2 separate regions of the Homo sapiens genome follow, and region 2 is linked to region 1. Evidence: chromatin loops called from intact Hi-C (ENCODE). Cell type or tissue: B cell. All regions are shown on one strand. Links, peaks and the distances in the headings refer to the core of each region. The heading gives the core; the rest is flanking DNA.

Evidence for each region. Peaks named below come from ENCODE experiments on the same cell type or tissue, not always from the same donor. Only the 100,000 strongest peaks of a DNase experiment are listed, where the experiment ranks them.
Region 2: it touches region 1 in a loop (2.5-fold over the local background); 3 of 110 quality-filtered maps call a loop at or near these places.

What each region holds. Positions count from the first base shown.
Region 1 is chr15:85,581,163-85,586,542 of GRCh38, reverse strand. It overlaps AKAP13 (A-kinase anchoring protein 13), which reads right to left. Exons shown (of 37, transcript NM_007200.5): 7 at 4,436-5,380; 8 at 720-841. Among named protein-coding and RNA genes, the nearest start is that of LINC02883, 170 kb to the left of the region's middle. RefSeq lists a silencer at 4,871-5,165. In B cell, for the core only: no CTCF peak of the experiment used is centred there; DNase peaks (open chromatin) are centred at 2,372, 3,642, 4,262, 4,852 and 1 weaker place; H3K4me3 peaks cover 1,735 bases; H3K27ac peaks cover 4,143 bases.
Region 2 is chr15:85,315,322-85,320,701 of GRCh38, reverse strand. No RefSeq gene overlaps it. Among named protein-coding and RNA genes, the nearest start is that of MIR7706, 63 kb to the left of the region's middle. RefSeq lists an enhancer at 2,098-2,197. In B cell, for the core only: a CTCF peak has its summit at 2,594 (motif pointing left); DNase peaks (open chromatin) are centred at 2,211 and 5,197; H3K27ac peaks cover 2,676 bases.

The sequences.
Region 1 (5,380 bases), core at 221-5,220:
ATATAAAGAAAGAAGAGTCAGGTTTAAGAAGGGTTTATAGGCCGAGTGCCATGACTCACATCTGTAATCCCAGCACTTTGGGAGGCTGAGGCAGGTGGATCACTTGAGGCCAGTTCGAAAACAGCCTGGCCAACATGGCAAAACCCCATCTCCACAAAAAGTACAAAAATTAGTCAGTCATGGTGGCGCATGCCTGTAATTTCAGCTACTCACAGCTGAAATTAGGCAGGAGGCGAAGGCAGGAGAATCGCTTTCACCCAGGAAGCAGAGGTTGCAGTGAGCTGAAATCACACCACTGCACTCCAGCCTGGGTGACAAGAGCAAAACTCCATCTCAAAAAAAAAAAAGAAAAAGAAAAAGAAGGAAAGAAAAAAAGAAAGAAAAGGTCTATAGATCCCCTTTTGTGATAGCTCAGATTTTGTGACAATTTAAGCTTACTGACAAATCTTAAAGCCTTGTGCTCAAGGGGAAAATGTTTTTCAGCATAATCTATAAGAAAACATGTAACAGCCCATTCCAAAACTTTGCTGTATGGTATATACCATTTATGAAAGCTTAGCTGCAGCAACATAAACACATTTATATAACAGCACAAGAGGGAAGGGGGAAAATACTATTTTGCCCACTTACCCTCAAATAAAAGACAAAGCCATAAATAAGACACAGCAGAACAGGATAAACACATTTTGTGCCCTTATAGACTTACTGATGCCACTTACCGCCTGGGTCATTGGGCCTTGCTTCATCTTCAGTGTAGCAGCTATGCTCCCTACAGCCACTTCTTCAGAAATTGAACTTGCTCTAAAATCCACTTCATCTTCAGCTTTCACGTCTGGCATTTCTGAAAGTGCAGGGGGGTTACAGAGTACATTTTTAAAAACTGATTCCTGTGCCTTACTATTCATACAACATGCTCCAGGTTTCATGTGTTTTGTTTTGCTTTTGCGTTAAAATGGAAAAGTATTCTTTTGTTGTCAGCGGCTAGTGTCATTTCTGACCCTATGCTGAGCTATTCCTTTATCGCATGGTTACTGGTTTTCCCTAGCCTTTGTAGGCGCTTGGAACTAAGCGAGGATCCAATTCAATGTCTTTTGAACATCCATTTCACTATTGACTTTTTATGACAAATCTGAGTGTAGCACCAACTTGCATATGGAAAACTAAATTCATAAGCTTCAGGGGAACAGATTAATAGCTGAAGCTAGGTAGTCCATCTTGGCCATCATCAAAAAAGCAAGGATTTGTACAAAACAAAAAGGAAAAAGCCACTGAGAATGAGAAAAAGCCTCTGGGACAAGTATGACTTTCACTAACATACAACACACTCTGATCCACCCATCACTGTAACCAGTAAGAATGAACTACTCAGCAGTTACGTCTTATTTTTAACCCTTATTTCTTCCAAAACTGAAACCTAATCACAGACTAGCTATCCCTTTCTTAAGAGAAACGTTTCTGCGCATGTTTTCTCAAGAATTACATAGTTGTCCTCTTGCTGGCCATGTTGACAGACCAAAAACAGTGGTGGTTTTTGTTACCTGACCACCACATGGTCAAGCAAATACAGGAAGGAAATGATAAATGATGTCTGAGGCAAATTTAGGCTTCTGACACTTCTTTAAACGGGACTCATGATTGAACAGTCAAAATTCACCTTAATAATCCAAATGCAAATGGAACTGTCATCTCGATTTCATGTGGAAATGCATCTGTGGTTATTAACCTAGTGATGCCACTACTCTGGCAAGAAAAATGCTCCCCACACTAAAGAGCACAGAAGTTTCTTTCACCAAAGAATAAATTATATTAAGATTTTATTCTAGGAGCACATGACATGTACAAAAGTCTACCTTAAATTTGTAAGAGTTACATTTCTATAGATGAACCTCTTTTCTTCCTTCTTTGACCTTATAATTATATAATCTTACCAGCAGTTTAAAAATGGGTAAACAAGTTTCCTTGCCCAAAGAACCAAAATCTGTGTTAAATTTCATAAAATGTTATTAAAGTTAAAATCTGACTAAGCAATCCCCTTAGAACTATCCCTTGATCAAAACATCTCTAAGTGAGTCAGAGTAATTTCTGGGGGGAAAGAGGGTTGCTTTCCTCTGGGGATGTGATTTTTGGTACCTCCTTCCTTTCCTATACCTATCAACTTTGAAAAGATGCATCTTGGCACAGCAACCAGTCACACTAGAAAACAGTGATTACTCACACTTGACGGGTGTCGGCAGCCTCTGCAGGACTGGCGTGGCTCAGTCATGCATCACTGATTTCCTAAGCACTGTGGTCAATGCTTTTGGTGGGTCAAGGGCCACATCCCCTTCTTTCAAACTGGCTCCTTCCAAATCAGCAGTTAAACCTATGTCTTCTCACTCACAAAACAGTATGATTAAATCTATGAGTAGAATGTAAACTTGATAGAAAATACCCTTTGGCTCTGAGATCACACTCAGGTGCTTTTTCTCTAAAGTAATGTGACCAGGGATTTTCCCAATCCTGGCCATTTTCTGAAGAAAGTACCAATTTCTTCATGACTGGCTACTTTCTCTGTAGTCTGAGACCATCAATACAGAGTTCCTCTGCAGTTTGAGACCATGAGTATGACTCCTTTTGGTAACAGGACAAGTAACTCACCTACACAAAATTTACCAACCTCAAGCCCATATATACTGCTGAAAGTCCATACATTTTTCTTCCTTCTCAAAACCTCAAAATCCTAAACATCCGTCATTTCTCACCATCTTTACTATATGTGCTAATAAAAATCAAAGTCTGAAATTCTCCCTGGTTTTTACTTTTTCTCATAGGATACTACAGACACAATCCCCACAGAGTTCACACTTGCTTGAGTCAAATTCTGACCACTGAGCCAGAAAGAGAAATAATTCCGGCCCATGTGGCCAAGGACGCAGCACCGAAATGAAAAGAACATCACCAGGCATCAGCTTACAGCCACTCCCATTCTTCTGAAATGCCAACCTGCCAGGGCCCCCAAAATAGACTTGTTGTTGTGGCTTTTTTTAAAAATTAGAGACCTCATTTAAATCCTGAGACAACAGCCAGCAAGTATCTATCACTAACAATCCAAAACATTAATAAAACTAAAAAGCTAAAGTCATCAAAAATTCTACCTCGGATTCCTTAAATCCCTCAACTGGGGAGGAAAAAGATTATAAACGGCTAAAAGCCCTTTACCAGGGAAAATAACCACTGTATTTAAATTGCGCTTCTTCCAAAGCAACTTCTTTTGCTCCATTGATTCATTTCTCTCCATAACCCTCCCCCACATTCTTAATACATATGTGTAAAGGGATTTTCAAAAATTGAAAAGAACAGCAAAAATAAACAATAAAGACAAAACAGGCTGCTTCTTACCTACAAAAGCCTAGGGGCAAGCATGGAGATAGGTCTTCTGTCTACAGCTGGTAACAGGTGGTGGTATAGAAGTGTGCATCAAACTGACCTTTAAAGACTTCAGGAGCCAAGATCGTGTCCGACTCCCGTTTCAGCTTCAGCCTCAACCCCCGTTAAGAAGTTTTATTCAGATAGTTTATTTCCACGGAGCAATAGCGGTTTCTCTTTGCTGCCTCGGAACATGGTTACCCACAGATGGAACAGGCTGCTGTGTGAGCAATCTGCTCAGTGCAGCTGCTTCACCAAGATAAAGCAGACACAAGGTCTGCCCTGTGACAGCAGCTCAGCAGACTGGGCTTGGGCGGAAATCCTGCATCCTATCCCCTGCACTGTGCAGGGTCTTGAATTCTCAGACTGCTGCCCAAAAGCAACAGGCAATGGAACTAGAGGTCCACTCCCCAAGCAGGAAAAGGAAGGAGTTCCCCGTCAACAACACCCCTAGCCCAAAAAAAACAAAAACAAACAAACAAAAAACCACCAATGACCTAATACCACCATTTTGGATGTTGGGAAGTCAGCTCAGAACAATACTTACAGCTGTTCATGAAACCACTCTGACTCTAAATTTGCTCAGAATACAGACTAGGATGATAGGGGAGGAAGGGAGTTTCAGGCTTGTAGATAAAACACAGCTTTTTGGCACTGTTTTCTATGGTACTAGAGAAAAGGATTAAGCCATGTGAATAAAAACATCTGCTAAATTCTTTCACCACTTTAGAGTACCTGTGATCTAGGCATTGTTTTCTAGGTTTGCAAAGTTGCAACCACTCCAGAATGAGACAGGAGTGTTTATAAGCTTAAGCAACCAAGCAGTAAGTCTACAATACAGGAAGCAAAATCTGTCCAACCCTGAGATGACGTGCCCCTCCTGATGGTGGTGACTATTAACTTGGCTACCTACCCAATGAGTGCAAGGCCTCAAAACAACAAAGATGCCTATATTTTTACCAGGACACCACAGTGACTCTTAAGGGAATCTGCTTCTCAGACTGTTAATTTTGTATTATGTTTTGCTTACCTGCTGCTGGCTCAGGCCCCTGGACAGGTAAAATGATCTTCTCTGGCTCCTCCCTTCCAGCAAAACATCCTGCAAGGCTCCCCGTGGCTTCCTCAGGAGTACTGCCCATTGGTAGGCTCTCCCCAGGTGGGAAAGTACTCACTTTTTCTGTAAAAGCACTCTCTAGTCCTTTAGTGAGAGGACCCAACTCAGGGCTGGACAGTGACATGTGACAGGCCTCCCCCTCAGTAAGCAGTGCTCCAGCGGCCTTGACTTGTTCGATGACAGCATCCACTATACGGCTGGCAGCCTCCTCTATCAAGTCTGCCCCCTTAGGCAGAGGTGCGTCCTGGGCAGAGACCATGCAAGGTAGAGAGGGAGTGCTCCTTTCCCTGCCTGAAGGCGGGGCTCGCATGACTTCCCTCACACCAGCTGGGGCCCCATCATCATGGGCTGAGAGCTCCATGTCTGTGGGGAGCTCCTTGGCAACAGGCTGCAGTAGGACAGGATGTGCTTCATCGTCTATTTGGGCTTCCTCAGCGTCACCCATGGTACAGCTGTGGTCTGCTCCCTCCAGCTTCCCTTTCTCCCAATCAAGAGGTATCATCTCTGGGGTTCCAACTCCCTGTGGGTCAGTCACAGCTTTGTCCTGTAGAGCCACTGGCAAACCTAGAACGGCATTCTTCTCTTGGCTCAACAAGACGTTTGGAATCAGGATGTCTTGGGTGTTGTGTGATATATTCTCTCTTCTGGGCTCAGCCATACCTTGTAGAGCATTAACCCCTGTAACATCCACCGTCACATCTCCACTCACCTCACAGGCACTAGTTTTTCCCTGGGATTGAGTGTTCTTCACTCCAACATCCAGAGGAGAAGGCTGACTGCAGTTAAGAGCATCGGACCCATCAGACCCATCTGGCAACAGACATGGCAACAGAGCGGAGCTGTTGTGCTCTGCCCCCAAGG
Region 2 (5,380 bases), core at 310-5,309, 270 kb after region 1:
CTCATCTTTGTCCCTGACCCCACTACCCTTCCCAGCCTCTGGTAACCATCCTTCTACTCTCTATCTCCAAGAGTTCAATTTTTTTTCTGCTCCCCCATATGAGTGATAACATGTGATATTTGTCTTTTTGTGCCTAGCTTATCTCACCTAACATAATGTCCTCCAGTTCCATCCGTATTGTTGCAGATGACAGTATCTCATTCTTTTTTCATGGCCAAATAATATTCCATTGTGTATATGTATCACATTTTTTGATCCATTCATTTGTTGGTGAACATTTAGGTTGATTCTCTACCTTGGCTGTGAATAGTGCTGCGATAAACGTAAGTGCAGATAAGAGCGCATAAGAGTGTAGATATCTCTTCGATATATTGCTTTCCTTTCTTTGGGTGTATACCCAACAGTGGGATTGCTGGATCGTATGGTAATTATATTTTTAGATTTTTTGTGAAACCTTCATACTGTTCTCCACCTTGTCTGTACTAATTTGCATTCTCACCACCAGTGAATGAGGGTTTCCCTTTCTCCACATCCTTGCCAACATTCATTACTGCCTGTCTTTTGGATAAGAGCTATTTTAACTGGGGTGAGGTGATATCTCATTGTAGTTTTGATATGCATTTCTCTTATGAGTAATGAGATTGAGGATTTTTTCATATAACTGTTGGTCATTTATATGTCTTTTTTTTTTTTTTTTTTGAGACAGGGTCTTGCTCCATTGCCCAGGTTGGAGAGCAGTGGTGTGATCTCAACTCATTGCAACCTTCACCTCCCAGGTTCAGGCAATTCTCCTGCCTCAGCCTCCTGAGTGGCTGGGATTACAGGCACATGCCACCACGCCCAGGTAATTTTTGTATTTTTAGTAGAGATGGGGATTTTGCCATATTGGCCAGGCTGGTCTCGAACCCCTGACCTCAAGCGATCTGCCCGCCCTGACGTCCTAAAGTGCTGGGATTACAGGCGTGAACCATGGTGCCCAGCCTCGTTTGTATGTCTTCTTTCGAGAGATGTCTATTCCGATCTTTTGCCCATTTTTAAATTGGATTTTTCTTTTTTTGCTATAGAGTTGTTTGAGCTCCTTATATATTGTGGTTATTAATCCTTTGTCAGATGGGTAGTTTGCAGATATTTTCTCCCCTCTGTGAGTTGTCTCTTCACTTTGTTGATTGTTTCTTTTGCTGTGCAGAAACTTTTTAGCTTGAGATGTTCCCAGTTGTCCACTTTTGCTTTGGTTGCCTGTGCTTTTAAGGTCTTACTCAGGAAACATTTGCCCAGAGCAATGTCCTGGAACATTTCCCCAGTGTTTTCTTTTAGTAGTTTTATGGCTTCAGGTCTTAGATGTAAGTCTTTAATCCATTTTCATTTGATTTTTTTTTTTTTTTGAGACTGAGTTTCGCTCTTGTTGCCTAGGCTGGAGTGCAATGGCATGATCTCGGCTCACCGCAACCTCTGCCTCCTGGGTTCAAGCGATTCTCCTGCCTCAGCCTCCTGCATAGCTGGGATTACAGGCATGTGCCACCACGCCCAGCTAGTTTTGCATTTTTAGTAGAGACAGGGTTTCTCCATGTTGGTCAAGCTAGTCTCGAACTCCCGACCTCAGGTGATCCGCCCGCCTCGGCCTCCCAAAGTGCTGGGATTACAGGCATGAGCCACTGCAATTGGCTGATTTGATTTTTATATATGGTGAGAGATAGGGGCCTAGTTTCATTCTTCTGCATATGGATATCTAGTCATAATAGAGTTTTGAAATACAAATGGACCCAAAGTTATGCAGCAGATGGGGGATTCCTAGAGTGGATGCTTGGGTTATGTTGAGCTCCAAACCCCAAGGCTTAAGGTAGAATGATTTTGGTTCTGATAGACGGAGGAAACTCCCAATTCCTTAGTATTAAATTCTCCTAGGAAGCTATTTTCTGACTTGCAGTGCCCTGTTCTGCAAGGATCGAGTCACAGGAAACATCAAGAAAGATGTGGTTAGTTCTTTACCAACTGCTGGACTGCTGGAATGTCCTCTGCCTTGATTCAGATGTTACTGGGGTGGGAGGGAAGCCCCTAATTATAGTCAGTTACTGACTCATATCCATACTTTGCTCATGGTTATTTCCTCTGAGAAGAAAATATGTGGTATTTTTGCCTAATGGGTGCGTATGTGTGTGTTGTTTATTATCTCTCCACAACGTCTTTACATGACCTTTAGCTGTAGGGTTGGGCCTTCCTAGGAGCTCTTAAGTCAGCTCCAGCTGTGCACACTGCTGCTGGATTGCTTTCACAGGCACACCCAGAATGTGGGTGTGGCATTGAAATACACAGCTCTCTGGGGTGTCATTTCACACTACCTGCTGTGGTCAGTAGCAACTGAACAGGATCTGGAAGCACACCTGCTCCTAGGAACTAGTCAGGACTCCCTAGGTTACAAGGAGCAGAAACCCAATGCACAGATTTAAAGGCAAAAAAGACTTACTGGCATATGTAACTGCATAGCATTGGAGGAGATTCAGGTACAGCTGGATCCAGGCCCCCACAGGATCATTGGAAGCTATTTCTATCTGCTTTCTTCTGTATTGGCCTCTTTTCAGGTGCACTCTCCCCCATCTGGTGGCCTGGGGCATATACAGTCTTCTGTTAATATTTTACTTGCTTATTAACTCCAGTATTTTTTATATACTGAGTTCTTTTTGAATGCTCTCTCTCTCAATAATTCCAGCAAAGGTTTGGAGACTTTTAATGGTCCAGCTAGGGCTATGTAACCATCTCTGAAGCAATCACATTGGCTAGGGCGGTAGAGTGGTCTCACCAAGAGGACACACATGCCCACCCCATTTCTGAGGCAGGGGCTTAGATCCACATGACACGGATTGAGAAAAGAAAGGTAGCTTTTGTTATAACAACTATTTGTACATACAAACTTCTCTGGAGTTAATTTTAGATAACTAATTTTTGAATACAGCGAAGTTTGAAATGATAGATTATAAACCTAATTTGTGAACATCGTCTTCCTACCTAACCGTATTTTATGAATTTCCACACTTAATGAAAATATGCTTTAAAAACATAGAAGTTTTCAATTCAAATGAGTAAGAAAGTTTCTGTACCGGGCATGGTGGCTCATGCCTGTAATCCCAGTACTTTGGGAGGCTGAGGTGGGCAGATCACTTGAGGTCAGGAGTTTGCGACCAGCCTGGACAACATGGTGAAACCTCATCTCTACTAAAAATACAAAAATTAGCTGGGCGTGGTCGTGGGAGCCTGTAATCCCAGCTACCTGGGAGACTGAGGCAGAAGAATCACTTGAACGTGGGAGGCAGAGGTTGCACTTAGCCAACATCCTGCCACTGCATTCCAGCCCGGTCGACTGAGCGAGACTCCGTCTCAAATATATATATATATATATATATATATATATATATATGTTTTTTTTTTAATAAAGCAATTGGGCAGCAACAGAGCGCTTATGTCTTTATATCGAATGGAAGAAAAACCCAATAGAAGAAATCTACTGCTTCTGACAGATCTTAGGGCATAATTTATTCAGACTTGGGGCCTTGAGTTCAATTTGATTCATTGAAAGCTCAGGAAACATTTTGGTTTGGTTTAAAGACTTGCCCATTTAGTTTTCCTACTGAAGGGATTTCTAACACAGTACCTGGAAAAAGAAAGTGTTTCTAGATTGAAGGAGTTTGCTGCAAATCTTCTCTCTTATTAAAGAAATACTCGTATTTCTGACTTCATATTTTCCCTTCTCTGAGGGGGCTTGTATTCTCTTTCATTGCACAGGGGTAAGATGCATTTTGGAGATGCGTTGCTTGATTTTAACTTCTGGCTCTGTTTCTCTGACTGTGACTTCATCAGAAAGCTAGTCACTCAGTGCCTTTCTATGCTTCCATTTCCTCATCTGTGAAAACCTACATAGGATAACCTACAGAAACTACTTAGGATGGTGCCTGGCACGTAGTAAGCCCTTTATTGGTGTTTGCTACCACTATTGTTATTTCATGAGCTCTCAAAGCACACAACCACAAGCCTGTTTTACTTCTGGTTGAGATGAAGCTTGGAGGGCAGAGGGCAGACGCCTGAAGCTAAGCAGCTTATTAAAAGTAGAATAGAAATAGATGAGAGGAAACCAAAGTGCTTTTCTCTTTAGATAGTTATCAAAGCACGCTTCGCTGCAGACTATGGGCTTGGGTATGGCCAGAGATCAAAGGCCCTCTTATGTGCAGTGACATTTCTGAGCACAGGGCTGAGTTATAAAACCCTTGAATGGAAGGTTTTGGAACTTGGAACACGGCTTGGGCTAGAAGGGCAGGGTTTTTATAGAGGCGATTCATGGAAGCGCTTATGCTGGTGAAGAACCCAGACTGTTATGACTCACTTGTCTCTTTATTGCTTTGGACCAAGAACTGTTGTTTCCTTTTAAGTGCCCCTGTAGGAGATGAGCTACAGACTAGGGCCAAGATAACTCTTGCAGGAAGACAGAGTGGCTTCAGTGAGTGTGAACGGGAATACCGCCTTGTTGGGCTCTGGGTCAAGTGTCCTGGACGAGCAGAATAAGGATTTTATTTTACCAGGGTAGAATTGCTTTTGGAAACTGGCAGCATCCTTAAAATCTTAAACTTCAGATAAGCTTTCCTTTTGTCTGTCTGCCATTTTCATTCTCTGAAAGCCCAAACTAAATTTGATGGTGTGACAAGTAGAGGACAGAAGAACAACTTTGGAAAGTAGAAATTAATGTGTCTGGGCTGCTACATATAGAACTAGGGATAGCAGAAGGGGTCATTTGAAGTCCAGGTTGCCTGAGGTCCTGCTAGATCTCCTGGGAAAAACTGAAGGGGACTTTTGGACTGATGGTGAGGCCTCGTGCGGTAGGCAGACTCCTAAGATATATTGCAGTGCTCTCTAACTCCTGGTCCTTACCTCTTTAGGTAAGCTCCTCCCCTTGTGTTCAGGCCAGACCTATTGACCTGCTTCTCATGAATGGAATATGACAAAAGCAATGGGATGTCACTTTCATGATGAGGTTGCAAGAGGTTGTGATTTCTACTTTGCTAGGAATCTCTCTTGCTGCTGCTTTCTCCTCTCTATTGACTTCTTGGCTTGTGTGCTTTGATGCTGAAACCAGCTGCCATGTTGGAGGAACCTGCAAGGCAAGAAATCCAGGGCAGCTTCTAGTCAGCATCCAGCAGAGAACTGGGTCCTCAGCCCAACGGCCCAAAAGGAAGTGAAACCTGCCAACAGCCACCGGATGAGTTTGGAAGTATATCTTGTCCCAGTTGAACCTTGTGTTGACTGTAGCCCAACTGGAGTAATTTTCAATGCAGCAATAGATAAAGAATATACCAGGTCAGTAAAATGTACTGTCTTGAACAAGGAGGGAAACAAAGAT